Linked DNA regions of Mus musculus: region 1 is linked to region 2. The links are chromatin loops, found by intact Hi-C in ENCODE. Cell type or tissue: left cerebral cortex. All regions are shown on one strand.

Evidence for each region. Peaks named below come from ENCODE experiments on the same cell type or tissue, not always from the same donor. Only the 100,000 strongest peaks of a DNase experiment are listed, where the experiment ranks them.
Region 1: a loop joins it to region 2, with 9 times the contacts of the local background. A loop is called at or near these places in 11 of 42 quality-filtered maps.

What each region holds. Positions count from the first base shown.
Region 1 is chr10:25,215,423-25,223,422 of GRCm38, forward strand. Akap7 (A kinase (PRKA) anchor protein 7) reads right to left here. Exons shown (of 8, transcript NM_001379238.1): 7 at 5,189-5,336. Among named protein-coding and RNA genes, the nearest start is that of Gm25016, 47 kb to the right of the region's middle. In left cerebral cortex, a CTCF peak has its summit at 3,929 (motif pointing left); DNase peaks (open chromatin) are centred at 793, 3,481 and 3,923.
Region 2 is chr10:24,865,831-24,873,830 of GRCm38, forward strand. It overlaps Med23 (mediator complex subunit 23), which reads left to right and starts at 4,156. Exons shown (of 30, transcript NM_001166416.1): 1 at 4,156-4,316; 2 at 4,624-4,655; 3 at 4,834-4,921; 4 at 7,643-7,767. The coding sequence starts at 4,269. In left cerebral cortex, CTCF peaks have their summits at 4,004 (motif pointing right) and 7,987 (motif pointing right); a DNase peak (open chromatin) is centred at 4,062; H3K4me3 peaks cover 1,317 bases; H3K27ac peaks cover 643 bases.

The DNA of each region.
Region 1 (8,000 bases), 350 kb after region 2:
TGTGTGTGTGAGAGAGAGAGAGAGAGAAAATGAGAATGTGTGTTTCTTGGGGGTTTGTTTGCTTGTTTTTAAAGAAAGGGATAAAGACATGGGTAGGTAGGAAAGTGGGGAGACTGGGAGACTGGGGGGAGTTGGGGAAGGGGAAAAGAGTGATCAAAATGTACTGTATAAAATGACTTGTTAAAATAAGAAAAAATAAAATTTAAAGCTAAAATTATTAAAATAAAACAAAATAGGGGAGGGGAAAAGCTGGGTGAATTGGCTTGTTTGTAATTGCAGTTCTGGGAAACAGAGTCAGGTGGATCCCTGAGGTTCACAGGTCAGCTAAGCCTCCTCAGTGAGTTCAAGACCAGTGAAAACCCTGTCTGAAAAAGAGAAATGTGGACAGCTCCTGAGAAATGATATATGAGTTTGCCCTTTGACTTTCTCACACACACACACACACACACACACACACACACACCCCTTTGTGTCGAATGAGTTACACAACTATAGGTTAAACTGCATGCCACAGTGGGCCTGCCTAAGCTATGATGGCCATTAGGTTATGTGTATAGATGCACTCTCTACTTAAGAGTATTTTCAGCTTGCCATGAGTTTATTGGGCTGTATATAGTCCATCACAAATGAGAAGCATCTGTAAGAGCCTGAGAATTAAGCTCCACTTATCCCTCAACTATTCTTTTGGTTCTCTCTGGTATATTTTTACCTCCTCAGCTTGGGCAGTCCTACCCATCTGTTCACACATACACAGAGCCTAGAATGCCCAGTTTGTAGCGTCCTCATTCACTGATCCTGCTGGTTCACACAGGTGTTTGCTGTGGTTCTCACTGCCCCTGCCCAATGCCGCCCTCTCTGCTGCTCTAAAACGCCTCCTACTCCACCCCTCATCTCCTCCATGCTCAGTTAAACTCTCCTCCCCTCATCTCTCCCACAAGACAAGATTACAAAGTTCTTCCACGATGTGATACCAAAGCCCAAACTGCCAGGAACAAGCCCTCTTCTTTCCTCTCTGCTTCTCGGCAGCCGTCTTAGCTGTCAGTGACACTGTATCGTTCTCCAGGGCTGTGTCTTATTCTGCTTCCCGATCTCCCAGAGAGGAGTAAACACACGGTACTATGTCACCAAATTAGTGTTAACCATGACCAAGACAACTTTTATAAAGGACAACATTTCATTGGGACTGGCTTACAGATTCAGAGGCTCAATCCACTGTCGTCAAGGCAGGAAGCCTGGCAACAGCCAGGCAGGCTTGGTTGGTGCTGGAGGAGCTAAAAGTTCTACATCTTGTTCTGAAGGCGAACAGGAGCAGACTGTCTCTTCCACACTGGGCAGAGCTTCAAAGCCCACCCCCACAGTGACACACTTCCTCCAACAAGGTCACACCTCACTCCCTTTGGGCCAAACATATTCAAACCACCACACACACACACACACACACACAAAATTATTGTTTCTACCTCTGCTTTGAGAAGTCATAAGTAAATACGCTGCTCTGGGAATAAGGCATCTAGACCTTTCCATTTCACCACTGCTTCCTATAAAGTATGTCTCACTTGAAAGTAAACCAGTATTTGAAAACCCTAAACTGCTCATCAGCTTTACAAAGGGGTCAATTACCTTCCCTAAGGAAATAGAAATGGAAAAGAGATGCCTGAGCACTACTGAAATGCCTAAGTCAAGTGCCCACACAGTCCTAGGGGTTTTGGGCTATATTCTCATCCCTGGCTACATCAGGAAAACTGGGTTCCTTCTTCTAGATTCAAATTTTAGCTGCTAAATGACGTTAGGTTTCTAAGGGGCTCAATGATAGATAGGTATATCATCATCGCAAGTTTTACTTATGAGACATCTCAAATGTGTCTTTTCTAACATTTGAAAACATTCCCTGTACTCTGTGGGAGAAAGCTGTAAACCTACGGGGACTATGGATAAGGCAGAGTGCAGAATGTTCTTCTCATAAGGCGGCCTTCTAGAAAGAACTGCATAAACTATGAAAACTGAATACACTTGAAAACAAAAACAGAGGCTGGGCATGGTGGCACACACCTTTAATCCCAGCACTTGGGAGGCAGAGGCAGGCGGATTTCTGAGTTCGAGGCCAGCCTGGTGTACAGAGTGAGTTCCAGGACAGCCAGAGCTATACAGAAAAACCCTGTCTCAAAAAAACAAAAACAAAACAAAAAAATCAGTTTTTAAAAATAAAAAGTACTTTATTAGCACTACTCGAGCTCAAATGCTACGAGCCCTCTGGTACTCTACACAGATCTTTGCATTTCCTTTCATCCTCAAGACAGAGTCTCACTGCCTGGGTGGGACAACAGTACATTTTCTCAAATTCCTCTAACACTTACTCCATGGGAAGGCACAGAGAAGAAATGGCCGCAGTGAGAATGTACAGTGTGCAGGGTGAATATTCAGACACACTTGAGTGAGCCTGCTACTCCATGCAGGAAATGAAGGTAGTTCGAAGGACACTGGAACCATACAGCCACATTGGGAGTGTTCACAAGAAGGCAGAAATCTGAAGTTTGTAATATAAAATCATCCCACATTGGTGAGCATATCCATTCCCCCTGTGGTAAGAAGGAGACAACAGGGATCGAGGAAAGCTTGCTTTAACTCACAGATGGGGCTACACTCCCTACACAGGAAGGCTGGCAGCAGAGCATGGCTATGGGGGCTTGCTCATATTCCTGCACATCGGGAAGCAGAGATCCTCAAATTCCATCCCTAGCCATCTACCTTCTCCATCCAGGCCATTCTTTCTAAAGCAGTGGTTCTCAACCAGTGGGTCATGGATTCCTTAGGGGTCTAACCACCCTTTCATGGGGGGGACACTCAAGACCATCAGAAAACATAGGCTTTTACATTATGATTCATAATAAATAGTAGCAGAATTGCAGTTATAAATAATGGTGGTGGGGGCTCACCACAACATGAGGAACTGAATTAAGAGTCACAGCAATAGGAAGGATGAGAGCCACTGTCCAAAAGGTCACATAGTGTTCGCAAGTGGTGCCACCAGCTGGGGATCAGGTATTCAAACACACACACATACACACACACACACACACACACACACACACACACCCCAATAAGAGACTTTTATCTTCAAACTATAATAAGTGCTCAAATTATGAAACAAATCATCAAAGCTCTTTGTTAATCAAATACAGAAGGTAGGGCTGCCAATGTGTAATCTCTAGTACACACTTACCAAGCTGGAGGAATAGCCAAAGATCTTTAGCGCAATAATATATTCCTAAAATCCAATCCCTGCTTCACAGTTTTAACGCCCAGATTTCCATGCTACTCTTTATCTGAATAGCAATGATGCTATAGAGATGCATAGCAGATCTGGGCTGGGAAGATCTAAGTGTGCTAAGTAGCAAGTATGAAGACCTTACTTGCAACTCCCAACACCCACCAGAAAGCCAGACGTGGTAGAGAGCGTCTGCAAACCCAGCTGCGGAAGGAGACACAGGAGGATCCAGGTGGGTCGCTCAGCAGCCACTCTACAACCAGTGAGCTCCAGCCTCACACTGCCTCAAAAACAGGGTGGAGAGTAACAGAGGAGAGACCCAGGCCTCTATGCAGGCATAGACGCAAAGAAAAGGGGGCAACTCCAGTTTAGATTACACTTAATTATAATAAATTACGTTAGAAGGAGGCATCATTTTAAAAGTCATATTGTCATAATTAAACGAGATAGGTAGAAAAAAATAAAGTATCCGTAATAAACAAAATACAGTTTAAATGTTAAATGGTACAAAAAAATCAGAATTGGTCAGGGCAGATGAAACGGTCACTCTGCAGTAGAAGATGGAGGATGGATAAACACTCTCTACAGTGGAGGAAATGTGATGACCAGCCTGCAAAAGAACAGGAATGCAGAAAACCTGCTGGAGCTGGTGGAACAGAGCCCCCTGCTGGCCACTGGTCGGATGTACACAATAGGTTTTATAATGCAAATTTCAGGATCTTCCATAAAATCCGACCTTTTCATTGTCTTAATCAGCTGGAAGCGAATGAAGCTCCACACCCCCTTTTGAGGTTGCTCTAACCTAGTTACAGTGGAACCTGGAAAACTCGCCAAAATCCACACTGCACAGAGGATCTGCATCGCCCCTCTGTGTGAAAGTCAGCTGAACCTGACAGAAGAGGGCCCCTGCTCGGGTTCTGAAAGCATGAACATCCTCCTTGAAATAGGAGGAGGGTTTCAGATGTGAAACTCAAAACTCAAACTCCACTTTAAATCTTCAGTTTAAAACGGACCTTTGGGGTGATGATGTCTGTCACACTCTGTAACGAGGACTCGAAAATAAAATTGCCTCTTGAACATTTTTTTAAAAACCTTCGATAAACTTCAGTTATATGATGGTTCTTTTAGGATACAAATAGATCCTTTTAATTGAGATGGTGAGAAATCACTTTGGCCGAAGAACTTGAAATATTTACAAATGTGTATATATATATATATCTTCATGTTACTTTAAAGGCATGTAAATCAGGTTGTCTTCAAGTTCACTTCTTGGCAGTGGTGTCTCGCTAGAAACAGTACAGCTGAGTCCCACAGGGCAGGCTCCTGCGAAACGTACCCACCTTCCAGAAGGCAGGTGATGGCAGCTGCCTGCTTAAGGGAAGTTTCTTCCTGTGTACACACTTTCCTCCTGGGAACTAACGGGTTGGTCTCATCGAACCCTGCAGGAGCCTTCACGCATGAGCACCGAGCCATCTCTGTGTGGGTCTTGGCTTCCCCTCAAGTATGTTTTCTTTAGAGAAGCAACAAAGTCTTGACTGTCACAGGCCACCTATACTTCTTCTTCCCGTAGTGAAATTTCCGGAGCCGGTCACTAGCCATTATTAATAGCAGCTACCATGCTAAGGCCAGCTGGGGAGCAGTGTGGCCACGTGATGCGCCCTGAAGAATGTGTTTTCTTTATGCCCATGAAATAAAATTAAACTGGAACAAATTTCCATGGACATTTCAAGACCTAAGAGGCGGAGAGAAAAGTTCTCTCCACTTTTTCCGCTGCGGTGTTACAAAACAGCAACAACCACAAAGCAAACAAACAAAACCTGCAGTGAATTGAAAAGTACACAAGTAACCTGAAATATTTATTTTAGAAGTGATGTCAAGAAATAATGAATAACTGTACTGAACGATGTTCTCAACAGAACTCACCGATCACGATGGAAGACTCACAGTGGTAATAACCATTGCTCTGTTTTTTCTTCAGCATGGAGCAGAGATCTATCTGGTACAATAGTTCTTCTCCAAATCTGTGGTCGATAAATTGTTCATACAATCCAGGCTCGATTTTTCTCACTCCCTTGAAAGGACAAAACAAATCCATGTCAGGCACTCATTTCACTGGGCAGCCAGATCATACGTCTATCAATCTTTCAGAACCTGATAGTACATTTTGGATTCAGAACTGCCTCCCAGCACTTGAAAATAGATGCCACAAAACTGTTGGGTTTTTTGTTTGGTTTTGGTTTTGGTTTTGGTTTTGGTTTTGGTTTTGGTTTTGGTTTTAAGTCTCTAGGCTTGGGGAGGGCTGTATTTAAAGCCATCAATTAAGAGTGCTAATCTGATGTGGTGCACTTGAAACTCAGTACATCTTTAAGCATCAGAGCTGAGAAACCATGAGATGAGACAGATCAAGGGCAGAGCAACCATCAGGGGCAGAGTAACCATTTGCACCATGGACCGGATGGACCGGTGGTTTTGAAGCACTGCGGATCTGTATTTCAGAGGGAGGGGAACCTTCTCATAGTACACAGGGCAGGGAGACCAGTGGGTCTTCTGCATCTTTCTCCATCTGCCTCTCCTGGTTTCCTGTACAGCAAGGGCAGCAGGTGCTGACGACTGTAGCAAGGTCCTCTTGGTGCTACTGTAACCTCCCGGCAGGAAACATCATCCCCTCTCCTCAATACGACAGTGTCCTGACACTGCAACCTCAAGAGACCCAAGACACAGACACTGAGTTTTACTTTTTCTACTAATTTTGACTTTCTACTAATACAATTTCCCCTATTAATAATAAAGATTTCTAGAAATTCCCTATGAGGACAGGAGACCATGTGGTCTTGTTCTATTTCAGTTTCCCTATGCAAATGAAAGTCAGTTTTTAATTTTCACATGAATATGGTTTTAGCCTCAGTGCTTCTTAAAAGCCACTTCCATTATTTCAGTAAATTTGCCACATCAATATTAATATACAGATTGCAAGATGCTTTCGTTTCTACATGCTCCACTGTATGAAGTATCATGTTATTTATCTAGTAGGCTGTTGCCCTTGATAGTTAATAGTATAGTAAGAAATCCTTGTGTTGCGTGTTTAACTGCTCCCTGCCTCCCCTCCCCCCACTTATAGCCCTTCTCAACTCAGTTTGAGAACTCTATTATACCTGCAAAGGCTGAACACTATGGGATATCCCTGACTCCCCTTCATAATAAAAGTCCCAGGTCGATTTGGGATACAAGGAATACATGTCAGTATAACAGGGGTGATTTACAACAAGCCCACAGCCAACATCCATGTAAAGGAAAAGAGGGAATAAGAGAATGCTGTCTGTTCTCTCCATACCTATTCAATACAGTACTTCAAGTCTTAGCTAAAGCAATAAGACAACTGAAGAAGATCAAGAGAGTATATACACATGGGAAGGGAAGAAGTCCAGCTATCTTTAGTTGACGATGGTATGATAGTATTTATTATACATAAATGACCCTAAAAATTCTACCAGAAAGCTCTATAGGGCTGATAAACACGTTCAGAAAAACAGCAGGATACAAAATCAATACACAAAAATCAATAGCCTTCCTATATACGAATGACTAACAAACTGAGAAAGAATTCAGGGAAACAACTCTCACAATAGTCTCAAAAATAATAAAATATTTTTGGGTAATTCTAGCCAGGAAGGTGAAAGACTTGATTAATATAAAATAATAATAATAATAATAAAAAATACACACACACACATATATATATATATATATATATATATATATATATATATATATATATATATATAACTGAAAACAGCAGAGAAAGACATTTAAGAGGATGTCAGTAGATGGAGACACCTTCGTGTGCTGGTAAGATTACTATAGTAAAAAATGGCCATTGTGAGAGGCCGGGTGTGATGGCGCACGCCTTTAATCCCAGCACTTGGGAGGCAGAGGCAGGTGAATTTTTGAGTTTAAGGCCAGCCTGGTCTACAAAGTGAGTTCCAGGACAGCCAGGGCTACACAGAGAAACCCTGTCTCAAAAAAAAAAAAAAAAAAAAAAAAAAGAAGAAAGAAAGAAAGAAAGAAAGAAAGAAAGAAAGAAAGAAAGAAAGAAAGAAAGAAAGAAAGAAAGAAAGGGCCATTGTACAAAAAGGAACCTACAGATTCAATGCAATCCCCATCAAAAGCCCAACACAGTTCTTTACAGAATTTGGAAGGCCAATTCTCGGCTTCATATGGAAATACAATCCCCTACCCCCAAGATACTAAAATAATCCCAAGCAAATAAAGAACTGCTGGGGGTATCACTATTCCCAATTTCAAGTTGTACTCCAGAACTATGGTAATAAAATCATCATGGTATTGGCATAGAAACAGACATGTGATCAATGGAATTCAATTTAAGACCCAGAAATAAGTTCACACCTATGGGCACCTGGTTTTTGATAAAGAAGCCAAAAATACATAGTGAAAAGAAAAAAAGACAGATTGGTCAAATTGGTTGTTTGCATGTAGAGGAATGCAAATAGATAAATTGTTATCACCCTGCACAAAATTCAACTCCAAATGGATCAAAGAGTTCAACATAAAACCAGATACATTGAAGCTGACAGGAGAGGACGTGAGGAGTAGTCGGCAACACACCAGCACACAGCTTTCTTTCTAATCAGAACACCAATAGCACAGGAACAATGACAATAAGTGGAACCTCATAAGACTAAAAAGTTGTTGTGTGGCAATGGATGCCATCCGACAA
Region 2 (8,000 bases):
GAATTAAGTATTACAATTGTTCCTCAAAGTTTCAAGCTTCCATTCTCAGCCTATAGCCAAAATAATAATAATTGCAAACCTATCATTATTTAAACTTTAACTTATTATACTTCAGAGCTCAGAACTCTGAGGCCAGCTACATGTATTTTCCTGTGGAGCTCTAATGATAAATGACATGGGCAACGCTGCCGGGCAGTGGCCAAAAAGAGTCAAGTTAACCCTTAACTCAATAGTTCTGCTAACTTTCTGCTTCTGCACATTGCACACAATGACTCTCCTAAGAGTCTCAGTGTTTTGATGTAGTTTTACTAATATAAGATTTTACATATTCTATACCTGTTTATCCAGGAACCATTCTCAAATGTTATGCAAAACTTATTTCATAACTTTAATAATTTTCCCTTTCTTGGGGTCCCAATGTTGGCTCTATTTCATTTTCTAATAATTTCTTCAAACTTTCTTTGCAAGTCAAGCATTAATCTGGAACTACCATTGTGCAGTTGTTACATTGTTTCCAAGATGAGAACACCCAGCATGCACCTGGGCCATTAGGACTGTGCTCTGCTGTGCTGTGCTGTGCTGTGTTGTGCTGTGCCCCATGCCTCAATTTTTAATTGTTTAAGAATCATTACATCAAGGAACATCTAGTTTCACAGAATTCACCAGAGCAGAAGGAGAAAGAAGTAAGAAAGTCAGATATAATAGCATAATTATGCACACCAAGGACAACTGAAAAGCAGTCACACACAAATGAAATCTATACAGCCATTGTTTAGGGCTAAGGTTAGGAGAAATGGGAATAACTATTTTTTACAAAGAGCTGCCTCGGACTACTGAGATGTCTCCATCCCAGACTACTGCTGGCAGTCCCTGTCATTGCATGCTGTCCCTAGTATTTTATATTAAGAAATATTGTTTAGCTGAGCAGTGGAGGTACACGCCTTTAATCCCAGAACTTGGGAGGCAGATGCAGGATTTCCAAGTTCGCGGCCAGCCTGGTCTACAGAGTGAGTTCCAGGACAGCCCGGGCTATACAGAGAAACCCTGTCTTAAAGAAAAAAAAGAAAGAAAGAAAGAAAGAAAGAAAGAAAGAAAGAAAGAAAGAAAGAAAGAAAATACTGTTTAATTTTCTGCTACCAGAAGTGACTACAGCAAAGCTTCTAGGAGACTGAGTCCCTGCTGAGTTATCACCTAGTTACTGGCTACATGAGAAAGATGCCCAGAAGAAATTCAGGAGGCTGTGACAGAGTGATTGTGCACAAATATCCGTGGTGCCAGGGATGAAGACTTATCAACTTGAATATTGCCCTGAATCCTTCAGTAAATCTCCACTGAGAAAAAACTGGATCCTTGGGTTTAACCCAGAAAATATTTTCCAGAAAAAACAAAGTATGAAGTAGAGTTGGGGTTTCTTTTAAACAGGGCCAAGGAGATGGCTCAGGGGTTCAGGCAAATGCTGGTGACCTGAACTCAATCCCTGGAACCCACAGTTGCCCCCTGACCTCACAGTTGACCCCTGACCTTGACACTCACACCGTGGCACTTGCACATACATATGTAAACAAATGTAAAAATTTATCTGTGAATTTATTGAGAATTTTATAGATGTATACAATGAAGTATGATCCGATTTATCCCCGTTTGCTGCTCCAATTCTCCTCGTATTGCCTCAGCATGCCCTCCTCCCAGCTTCATGCCTTATTTTGTTTACAACCCACTAGGTCTAGCTAGGGCTGCTTATACACACACAGATATAGTGCAACCAACTATAGTAGTGGTTCTCAACCTTCCCAAAACTGCAACCCTTCAATGCAGTTCTCTTTGTGGTGACCCCAACTATAGAATTATTTTGTTACTACTTTATAACTGTAATTTTGATACTGTTATAGACTATAAATATCTGATATATAGGATATCTGATTTGTTACCCCTGTTGGGGTCTCAACCTACAGGTTGAGAACCCCTGCACTAGAGCATAGACAACTCCATATCTTCAAAAATGAAAGAGTTTTCCGTCCCCCCAAACCACTACTTATATCTACCCAGTAAGGAGTAGGACCTGAAGATCATTTAGCCTATCTATGCCAGGATTTGCCTATTCAGTAAAGGGTGGGACCCGAACATCATTTAACCTGTTTATTCAAGAATATAGCTACTCAGTATGGGGTGGGACCTCAGGGCTAGTTAGCAAGTATACACCAGGATATTGGTATCTTCTCTGACTAAAGGCTGACATTACTACAAGTCTATAAGTGTAAGCCTACATATTTAGAAGGCAGTTTGACAAAATGAGCTCAAGACAAGCCTAGGAGCACATAAGACCTTATCACAGACCAGAAGACATGGGAAGAGGAAAAAAAAGGAGGAGAATATGGAGGAACAATAGCAACCTCAGCCACAAAAAGGAAAGACAACAAGAAAGCTGAAGATGTCCATCTACCAGCCAGGGAGACTGTCTGTCCTCCAGATTTGTATCAACATCAACATAAATCTCTATTATTTAAACTACACAGTCTTTCATATCATGTCCACAGCAAACAGAACACTGAATGTTAAGTCTTTCAGGCTACTCTTCAACTAGAAAATTAAACAGTTCATCTCAGTAGCTATGGTACAGTAAACAATGCTATATACAGTGATTGGATATCATTTACATTTGTTGGGAAGCTAAGTTTCTGCCAGACTATGACTGGAAAATCACCAGCTTCTTGCCCATAAGCTCTCAGGAAGCAGTGCCTGCTTCACTGTTAGAGCAGAGCAGCTTCAGTTGCCTGAAACCCACATGAGAGATGGGAGTGGGAATGTGTCTTTACTGGTAAACTGTTTGTCTAGCAAGCAGGAAGCCCTGAGTTCAATCCTAACCCAAACCCTAGCACACCTAACCCTAACCCCAGGTCCAATCTGAAACCTAACCCAACACTTCTTCCTGGCAGATAGTCTCAGGGGCGTCCCATCTCTCGCCATGAGAAATAGAAGGATCAAATATTCAAGGTCACTCTGCTACATAGTAAGTTCATGGTCAACTTGGGATACAAAATACCCTGTCTCAAAACTATAAAATAAAATGAAGACGCCATGGAAACTCAAGATGGTCCTTACACGATTCCCCAGAAGCCCCTCTAATTCTCCAACATTGTGTTAAATTTAAATATTTTATTGGGAGGGTACTACACTGGTATGCCTTTTTGTAAGTCATCTATGCTTGAGGTAGGAGTTCCTAGTAATGAGGGTACCCGAGTCACGTGCTTCTATAAGAAACTATAATAAGCTCATTGTTTTACCAAGCTGGATTTGAATGAGATTTTTTTTTTTTTGAGGCAGGGTTACTCTGTGTAGCCTTGGCTGTCCTGGAACTCACTTTGTAGACCAGGCTGGCCTTGAACTCAGAAATCCACCTGCCTCTGCCTCCCAAGTGCTGGGATTAAAGGCGTGCACCATCACCGCCCGGCAAGATCCTTTCTTTAATCTGTCAATGTCCTCTATTTAGGGTTTATAAACATTTATTTACATCTCCCCAAAGAGGGAAAAGTCCTGTGAGAACTTATCTCCAGTCATGAAAACCAATTAAAAAAATATGGACTTAAATACCAAAGCTAGAACAAAGTTTCTGGAAGAAAACATTGACGAATAGCCTTTGGATAGACAAAAATTTCTTCATACTAAGACAATAAAAAAAAAAGTTTTCAGAAATTTACCAGGATGATGGGAAAATTGTTTTAAAATGATGTACTTAGTACCGCCACTTATTTGCGAATTAACAATAAAGGGTTTATTCTTTTTTTTTTTTTCAACATTCAATAAACGATGACGACACGCCCATCACTGTGCTAGCAACTGAGGGTACCATAGTGAAGACATGGGTCCTATTGGGCAAGAATAACGTGGTATCAACTGCTTCACGAGGTCAGCTCTTGACAGTCACCCACTTGGTTCTGGCCACAGCCCTTGTGATTCGGATCTGCAAATGAAACTCCAAACAGGTCGCAGTTCCGGCTCCAGCCAGGAGAGGGTGGCCTTGCCCGGGATCAAGCAGCGCTGTCAGCTTACGGGGTCACCTCTACGAGCGGAACCAACAGGCTGAGATACAGATTTCAGAGGGGCTGGTAACGGGTAAGCACCGGGCGGGCTCATTCGCCTGGCACCGAAGGAAGTAACAGAGCAAGAGAGAGCGGCGGCTTCCTGCTGGTGGCTCCGCCCCTCCGCTCCATTCTTTCCCGACCCTGGCTCTCACCCGTCTGTCGCCGGGTTCCCCGGGAGCCCGGGGCTCGATGGTACCGATGGAGACGCAACTGCAGAGCATTTTCGAGGAGGTGGTGGTGAGTGCCACTGTCCGTAAGCCAGAGCCATGGCTCCGGGAAGTGCAGGCTGCGTGCGGCTCCAGGCTGCGGGCCTGGGCCAGCTCCTTTCCCGCCCCTATGTTGACATAGGCGTCTGAACCGGGGTGGCGGTCCCCCCATCCCCGGACTGCTGCCAGATCTAAGAAAGTGCTGTTAGTTCCCGCCGCGGTCCCCATAAAAGTGTCGTGCTCTATCTGTATTGCCCGGGAATATTTCTCTCGGGGACATCTCCCACCCCGCCCCCTTTTAGTAGTCAGATCGTTTACTAGTTTTTGTTTGTTTGCAGAAAACAGAAATTATAGAAGAGGCCTTCCCAGGGTGAGTATGTGGCAGGCAGATCTTTGTGTGTGTGTGTGTGTTTTTTTAATTGTTGTTTGTAGATTTATCTTTGTTAGATTCCACTTAAGTTGGTTTTGAGGAGTTAAAAAAAATCTACCTTGCAGGATGTGTACCTGTTTAAAACTAGCAGCAGATAATGTGATTTTTGTTTTTTCAGAATGTTTATGGATACCCCCGAGGATGAAAAAACAAAACTAATTAGCTGCTTGGCGGCCTTCCGGCAGTTTTGGAGTGGACTTTCTCAGGTGAGACATTTCATGTTGAACATCCACTTAATGACGTTTGACGCCTTCCTTTTTACTTTTTACATCTTCTTTGATCTTTTTCTTAAGATCGTTTAGGAAAGGGAAAAATAAGACTGCTGTCATTTTATGTAAATGTACTTACTGGAGAACCTGTGTTAAAAGTTCAAGGTAATAAGATTGCAGTGGGAAATGTTTTAAAAATTTCCTTCTATGTTATATTATGTAAGGTAGTTTTTATCCTCTTTGTATAAATTGGCTTTGAATGGAAACAGATATGCTAAACTTTTCTCGTAAAAGAAAAATGTCACTATTCAAAAAATGGCCCAGTATTTATAAATATGTCCTCATAAAGACACTGTGATAGAGTCCCCACTAGAGTAGTATTTCTCATGATGCACTGTAGACAGAGAAGTGAGCCGCTGGGCTTTCTGTGCCTGTGAGCTAGTATAAAATTTGCCACCCAGTTATGGATCCTAAAGGCAATATGTTCATGTTTTAAACTTTCTATTTTCAACAGGTCATGCTTTGACGTGAACCTGAAATATATAAGGCAAGCGTGACCAAGCTCCACACGCTGGCCGTCTTCCTGATCTAGCTCAGCCACCTGCCCTTCCTGTCTGAAGCCAGCATCCTAGTTTGTGTTCCCAGAACTGTTTAGCTATAAGACTGTCTCTCTGTGTCCTGAGTTCTAGGATTATAAAGCCATCTTCGTTCTTTTCTCTTTAAACAGTGCTGGGGTGTGGGGGGTGAACACAGGGCCTCACACACTGGTCTCCGAACATGTGAACATGTGTCCACATGCTAGGCACACAGTCGTCTCTGAACTACATCCTCAGGCTCACAATTATTATTACTATTATTATTTTCTGCTTTTTGAGTTCGAGACCACGCTGGCCTCGAACTCAGAAATCCACCTGCCTCTGCCTCCCAAGTGCTGGGATTAAAGGCGTGCGCCACCACCGCCCGGCTCAGAATTATTTTTATAGAATCACCATATACCATAGGTATTGGTCAGCAGTTAGCTCTGTACTTCTCACCATTAATAATAAGTTCTAAAGGTATTTCAAGGAATTTTTTGAGTTACAGTTTCTTTCTTACTTCTTATAGCGGTGTAGCATATTGTTATGTGTCCTTACCACCTATATTTATTAACTACCTTCTTGCTTTCAAATTTTTCTTTCTTTTTTTCCAGATAGAGTTTTGTTATGTAGCCCAGGTTAGACTTGAACTTTTAGTCTGCCTTCCTCTGCTTCCTGGTGTCATAGGATAGACCACCATGCTTAGCTAGATGTTTCTCTTCACTTTTTACTTACTTTGGGTGTGAGTGTGTGTGTGTGTGTGTGTGTGTGTGTTCAAGACAGGGTTTCTCTATATAGCCCTGGCTGTCCTGGAACTTTGTTGAACAGGCTGGCCTCAAACTCAGAAATCCGCCTGCCTCTGCCTCTCAAGAGCTGGAATAAAAGGTGTGCGTCACCACCGCCGGCCCACTACTTTTTTTTTTTTTTTTCGAGACAGGCTTTCTCTGTATAGCCCTGGCTGTCCTGGAACTCACTTTATAGACCAGGCTGGCCTTAAAGTCAGAAATCTGCCTGTCTCTGCCTCCCAAGTGCTGGGATTAAAGGCGTGTGCCACCACTGCCCGGCCGGCCCACTACTTTTAAGTAGTGTTACAGTAAGTAGTACTATTGATCAGGCATAGGATTGAATATTGGGCATAATATTGGTATAAATCAAAAGCTTTTTTTTTTGTCTTAGTTATGGAGGGGAGGTGTATAACACACATGATATAATCTCAGTGTAACGCAGATTTGCCTGGGATTTGATCTGTAGTCCAGATTGGCCGTGAACTCATGACCCTCCTGTCTCTATGTCCTCAGTACTGAGATATACGCATTCATAATCACCCCAGCAATTTATAATTTTAAGGAAATTACCTAATTATTTCTTATAAGGGTTATCTAGTTTACATTATCAATACCAACAACCAATATAATTTCCTGAAGGCATATAATAAAATAGTAATACTTTCTTATCCTTGTGTATCAAGCACTGGGAAATTTTATCTTGGTAAAATTTACTTTTTATCTTTCAATATTTAGCACATTTTATGCATTTTTAATTTTAAAATATTTGTTGGTCTTTTTATTTTAACTTTGTGTGTGTGTATGTGTGTTTGTGTGTGTGTGTATGTGTGTGACAGTACTTGTGTACAGGTCAGAGGACAACTTACAAGAGAGAGTCTCTACTATACGGACCCTGGGAATCAAACTCAGCAAGTGCCATGCCTGCTGCACCCCTGTCAGGCACATGGAATTGCTAAAGTCATTTCCTAAGGATTTAGTGATTTATGCTGTGGCCTTTCAAGATGTTTATATAGTGAGAGAGAAAGATACAAATACAATTGGCAATTCTAAATCAGATGATGGGTGGTGATCATCTGGAGGAGCAAGGTGTGTAGATCCTCCCAGGATGCTCTGGAAGGCAGGCTTCAGTGTGAGCATGGCTTTGGTATCAAGAGTTAACGTAGGGAAACTAGAAGTTCGATTTTTCTTTGGATTATGGTGGGCTCTGATTTGGGTTCATGGGGATTGGAGTCATTTAAATATTCACAGTGAAATATTTCATTTACAGTATTGATAGATTTTCAGGTATAATATTAGCATTTGTGTTACTTAGAAATTATGACTTCAGGCCCAAAATAAAAGTGTCTTCTAATTTTTAGGAGTCTCATGAACAGTGTGTTCAGTGGATTGTTAAATTTATTCATGGCCAACACAGCCCCAAAAGAATTTCTTTCCTCTATGACTGCTTAGCAATGGCAGTTGAGACTGGTCTCCTTCCACCCAGGTATGTTTGGGTGGGGATGAACGGTGGAAAGACCTTTGGTTATAAAGTTGCGGACTTGCTTTGAGGTTGTTATACAGAGACAAGAGATGGGAAGGGGCATGGAGCTCATATGTCAGTTGACTCATGAGGCAGGGCTTTTGTTTTAAATTTGTTTTGTTTTTATGTATATGCACTGTTAGTGATTGCCATGTATGTAGTGTTCCTGAGGAGGCCAGGAGAGGGCGCTAGACTCC